2 separate regions of the Homo sapiens genome follow, and region 1 is linked to region 2. A link is a contact called in ENCODE Hi-C or POLR2A ChIA-PET data. All regions are on one chromosome and are shown on one strand. Each heading gives the region's core, a stretch centred on a gene start or an enhancer-like site at or near the end of the contact. The rest is flanking DNA. Distances are from core to core; before and after follow the strand shown.

What was found. A loop is a pair of places that touch in the nucleus more often than their neighbours do. ChIA-PET counts read pairs that join two places held with the same protein, here RNA polymerase II (POLR2A).
Region 1: a map of PC-3 shows a loop between it and region 2 (2.2-fold over the local background). The contact joins two enhancer-like sites. A Hi-C loop is called at or near these places in 1 of 168 maps with a recorded cell type or tissue (PC-3). POLR2A ChIA-PET finds 5 or more read pairs at or near these places in 2 of 52 experiments (BJ and Panc1).

The regions. Positions count from the first base shown.
Region 1 is chr14:53,457,162-53,459,861 of GRCh38, reverse strand. All of the region lies in intron 2 of LOC105370504 (a long non-coding RNA gene), which reads right to left. Among named protein-coding and RNA genes, the nearest start is that of DDHD1-DT, 310 kb to the right of the region's middle. RefSeq lists an enhancer at 716-1,915. Within about 2 kb of position 1,266, at least 2 of the 41 ENCODE cell types and tissues checked have a DNase peak (open chromatin) inside an H3K27ac peak, as active enhancers do; they include PC-3, where a contact is called at or near this core.
Region 2 is chr14:53,367,812-53,370,511 of GRCh38, reverse strand. It overlaps LOC105370504 (a long non-coding RNA gene), which reads right to left. Exons shown (of 4, transcript XR_943876.3): 2 at 1,011-1,060. Among named protein-coding and RNA genes, the nearest start is that of DDHD1-DT, 220 kb to the right of the region's middle. RefSeq lists an enhancer at 1,020-2,700. Within about 2 kb of position 1,424, at least 3 of the 41 ENCODE cell types and tissues checked have a DNase peak (open chromatin) inside an H3K27ac peak, as active enhancers do; they include PC-3, where a contact is called at or near this core.

The DNA.
Region 1 (2,700 bases), core at 17-2,516, 90 kb before region 2:
GCAAAATGCACGCTAAAAACTATTAACACATTGCTATTTTATCATAAGCCTTCAATGGTTACAAGCTGTCCACCTCATCCTTGTGTACTTGTAAAAGCATGAAGACCCTTCCCAGGTCAACTCAAAACTATTTCCTATATAAAGTTAATTACCTTCCTGTAACGCATATCCATTTGTTGTGCATGAAAAGAAAAAGTTAATTCTTTCTTCTACTAGGCAGTCCATCAGATGTTTGAAAACAGCTCTCATGCATCTGCTTAATATTCTTTCCTTCCATTTAATTCCTTCCCTTTCTCTTCAGATGACTTTGTTTTCAGATTCCTCATCATTGTTTAGACTTACTGCCATAGCCCCACCTAAAATATACAACACTCTTGAAATAAATAGGTAATTGTACTTTTTCCCACTTTCAAATTCCTTGGGCCAGGCATGGTGCTCACGCCTGTAATCCCAACACTTTGGGAGGCCAAGGCAGGTGGATCACTTGAGGTCAGAAGTTCGAGACCAGCCTGGCCAACATGGTGAAACCCCATCTCTACTAAAATACAAAAATTAGCAGGGTGTGATGGTGGGCGCCTGTAATCCCAGCTACTTGGGAGACTGAGTCAGGAGAATTGCTTGAACCCAGGAGGCAAAGATGCAGTGAGCCAAGATTGTGCCAGCGCACTTCAACCGGGACAACAGAGCAAGACTCCGTCTCCAAAAAAAAAAAAAATCAAATTCCTCCATGCCTACCCAGAGTAACAGGAAATCCCCCCATACATATTTTTAATGAATCAGTACTAGCCTGAATGTATTTGAAAGTTTAAGCTAATGTAAAAAAAAAATTTTTACATTGTACTTTTATCTTCAGCATGACACATCATTTATATTTAATAAATGTTTAGTCATTGGATAAAGGGGAAAACAAATATAGGCTCTTTGGATATAATATAACTTTGGTGGAAAACCAGGAGAGCTCACTTTACAAAGACATGTATCTTTAGCTCCCTGATATTGTTGAAAACAAAACCAAATTAAACAAAAAAAAACCTGTAGCTACCTTCAGACAAGAGCCTTTAAACATACTTGGCAGGAAACAGTCACTCCACTTTCATTCCTCCAACCCTCACATCAGTGACCTCCCTTGATCTCTGAGATGACAGTTTGCCAAGTTCCATGAAGATGGCATTCACAAATGACCCCATTAGACTTCCTAAAAACCTTAATTGCCCAATTCCTTTCACCCAGGTTTCTGAGGTTCAAGGAATGCTATCCTTCAGTTACTCTCTGGCATAGGTTCCAACTATTGTTATCTAATCCTTTCTGAATCCCTGAGAATGCAAAGAACTGAAGCTGACTTTGATTCTCTACCGAATTACAAAATACTTTACATACTTCTGTCACATAGTCATTCTCCTGTGTTTACTGTTCAACAGTGACATTCACTTTCATGTCTAAACATAGAAGGGAAGCACCATTGCAATAAATATAATCGTAAAGATTCAAAAGCTGATCCCCTTCAAAGGACCATGTTAAATATCTAAGAAAATTAATCACTTCCTGCTGTCCTAACCCCATATTTACACCTTATCTGAATGAACAGTATAGGCTAAGGGGCCAAGTGTCCACTCTGCATATGCATTTGAAAAATACCTTAGCTTTTTCTTGCATATCAAATCGACATTTATTTATTGAGTATCCACTATTTGGATCACACTATCTTGGAGCAAATCTATTGAAAAAAAAAGTAATTTCATTTAAACTTTAGCTTTTCTTTCAGGATATGTTGTGACCTTAAAGAAAAGTATTATGCTGTATACATGTAGATCTACTTTTCTGAAACCAAAACGGGTATATGATGTGGATGGCGAGAGGACGAGTTGCACCAGAAGAAGTAAAAATAGATTAATAAGTTAAAAAAAAAACTCCTATATTTATGTCATTCCAGAATCATATGCTTTAATTTTCTTGTCTAAAATTCTTAACAGCATTATATTGCAATCATTTGAATCAAGTTTCCCAATTCCATAAAAGTTTGCTGTATCAAGTGGAACAATTATGAATACTAATGTTTCCTTTATTTGTTTTCAGTGGCAAATGAAAGCACATGAAGGGCCATGGTGTTACATTATGCTCTCATCCCACCAACACCATCACCCCGCACAGCACACATGCATGCACACCCTCTCTCACAGTATTCAGAAGGTTGAGCACTCTTCTACTAGGAGAAAAACAGGATAAATGGAGGAAGCTTTACTCAGAGGCACACCCAAGAGAGAATAATCACCTTACAGACACATTAAGGGCTTCCAGCACCTCCAAGAGATTGAGACATTATTTTATAATGACAAATATGCAGCTAAATTACTCAAGTGATCTGTGGAATCAATCAATAACTTCATCCCTCAAAACATAGTTTTTGAAACCATATTCTATCACTTGAAGAAAAATTGGGCCAAAAAATTTCCAAGAATATTACATTTCTGAGTTCACAAGAATTATCTTGGAGGGGAGATGGATAAAAATAGGTTAAACTAAAACAGTATCTGTTGAAGAATAGGCTAATGACACTCTTTCATGATACGTATAGCATGTTTCAAAATTACTATGACCTATACTTCTCTGCATTTATGTTTTATTTCAATAAACATGTCCAAAACCATGTCATAGCAAGCTGATAATTTATCTAGGAAGTCTACTACTGGGGTCTCAGTATCA
Region 2 (2,700 bases), core at 175-2,674:
GGGTTCCACAGCGTGGGCTTAATTATCATTAACTCATCACCTGCATCACCCACCATCTCATGATGAATGAGACACACCATACTAGTCACAAAGGGTGAGGTCTCCTCCAGAGCTTTCTCCTGCACAGTCTCTCATCCTCTAGTCAAGAGGATGACTACTCTCCTCCCAACCATCTCCAGAATAATTGTAAAGATTGGGTTGTGGAAGAGAAATCTTGGTCTCGCCTTCATGGGAGGCCTCAAGGCTTGAGATTTCTTTTCCTGAAACTTTCACCCACTCTTTGGGTACCAAAGATTGAATCCTCACCAATGACCATCAAGAAGCCCCACTGCCTATAGCTAGCATTGGGCCAGATGTCTGACAGGTTGTAGGGAGAGTACTTTTAGTCTTCAGCTCAGACTTCTCATGCTTATACACTGGATTTGGATGATTTTCAGATTCTCCTGAAGGCTACTTAAATAGCTCCTCAAAACAATGGGACCCCTAGCGTGAGTTTAGCACACAGGGAAAACAAAGGCATACTCACACTTACAATCACCAGGAGTGACATTCAAATTCAACAACTGGCAGCCATTCATTAATTTGCCGGCTTGTCAACATTCTCAAAAATATAAAACTTCAGAATTTTTGTGGGAATATACTATTATTGTATCCAGCAAATCCTTTTCCATGGGGTTGCCAACCAAAATAAGCCATTTGCTGACCCAACACTGCTAATAGCATAGTTTTCAACAGAGAACGCTAAGTGTCAACTTTCTCAGCCTTCTACTTCCACCTATTACTTGCAATTGTCCAACTACTCTTTAATTCGACTTACTATAACTCAACAAACATTGATTTGAGGGCTATTGCATGACAGACCCTGCTGTTTCAGATGCTGCAGTAAGCAATAATAGCAGAGGATTTGAGAATGTTTACAACACATTTCCCATACTTCATCTCATTTAATTATCTACACCAAATTATTATACAGCTCAGATAAGTAAAACATTGATAGTCCTGTTTCTTACCTCCTTCCATCCAGCAAGCTATTCTTGATCCCTCTAAAGTCAGCTCTCTACTAAAAAAAAAAAAAAAAGAAATAAGAAAACTCAGTGGCCCAGGGAGTTTCAACAACCAGTTTATCTAACTGTTCTACTTGTTGCAGTACAGGCCACAGAGACCTCTACATTTATTCAGTGACCTCAAAAATAAAAATTAAAGTTTCCTCCAAATAAAAATTCCTTAAATGACTTTCACTAAATTTTCAGGCTAGCTTTAATGCTGGCATAAACTAAATAAACAGAATAGAATTTTGTTTATAAACTCTCCAGATTTGGACTATTAGTCATGAGCAACCCATACAAATAAATTTTCAAACTGACCTTTTCTACCCTTGCCACTTCAGTGTAAGTCATCCATGACTTCTGGTCATCCCACATACTTTGTACTGACAAACCTTTAATTTGCAAATGAAGATGGGATGACTTAATAGGTAATTTTTCATTTAAGAAGTAATATTTTTGTTAAGTGCCTTGTCTGACTAAGTTAGCAACCAAAGTTAAATCCACAGAGTATAAAAAGAGTTTTGTTTACACAAAAAAAAGAAAGAAAGGAAGAAAAATTCTTGTCCACTTCATTCTTTGACAATGCATCAGAATAATAGTGGGCTATAAATAGAAGATGCAAGAATGACTAATTCTGTTTTGACTCTATCTCTTCAATGACAAAGGAAACCCCTCTGTACAAACATATTAAGCTAAATCATAACAGCTGGACTTTAGGAATTTTATCTAGAACATCTACATCAAACAACTAAGGGTGCCAACCTTGAAGATGTACAAATAACTCCCAGTGGAACCCAGTTTTATAACTATCAACTCAAGGGACTTGTGATTTAAAAGAAAGATTTAAATACTGCCTTGCTTTAAAAGAATACTCCCTTGAAATCATCACTGCTAATAAAATACAGGAGAAATTTACCCCAAATTACTTTATCCTGGAAAAATCTGTCTTTTGTGACTGAGAGAGCACACATGCTTCATTTATAGCTAGAATCTTTCTTTCTGAAAGCTTAGTTATCCTTCAGAAATTTGTCAGCTAAATTAAGCCCTTAGCCATATAGAGAGAAGTCTGCTGGCACTGCACTGGGAAGAGAATGAATGAAAGACTGGATTGAATTTTCCATGGAAGCCGACAATTAATATTGTTTTCTTTGGTATATCCCTTTCTGTCCGTTGTTTTTGAGCTCTCCAAGAGAAGAAAAAAGTTAAGAAGCCTGATTCAGTCATTTCCAAATCTCACTTCCAGTTTCCATCTTATTTAAGACATGACTTAACTTTAATGTGTGTAACATAAACAGAATCATAAAAGGGAAAGAATTAGAACAGTCTGGAAGAGTCGGTGTCCAAAGCAGGAAAATGCCACAGCTGATTTGCCCTTTTTATTGTTGTTGGTCTTTTCGTTGTTTACTGCAAGGAGAAATTATCTGTTCCTCTGCTGCCGCTTCCTCACCCTCCATTACAATCACTGGGAATTCCAATTTCACAAAGTTATTACAATACAGCCACAAATAATCCATCTTGCCAAGTCCATCTTCAGGGCCGAAGATAAAGTTGGAGCTGAGTTGCTACACACATCTGGAGAAGGTTCGTTACTTGTAATCGTGAGCTGCTCTGTTAATGCACCCATGAGAAAGGGGCTGACAGGCTGCATATTTCT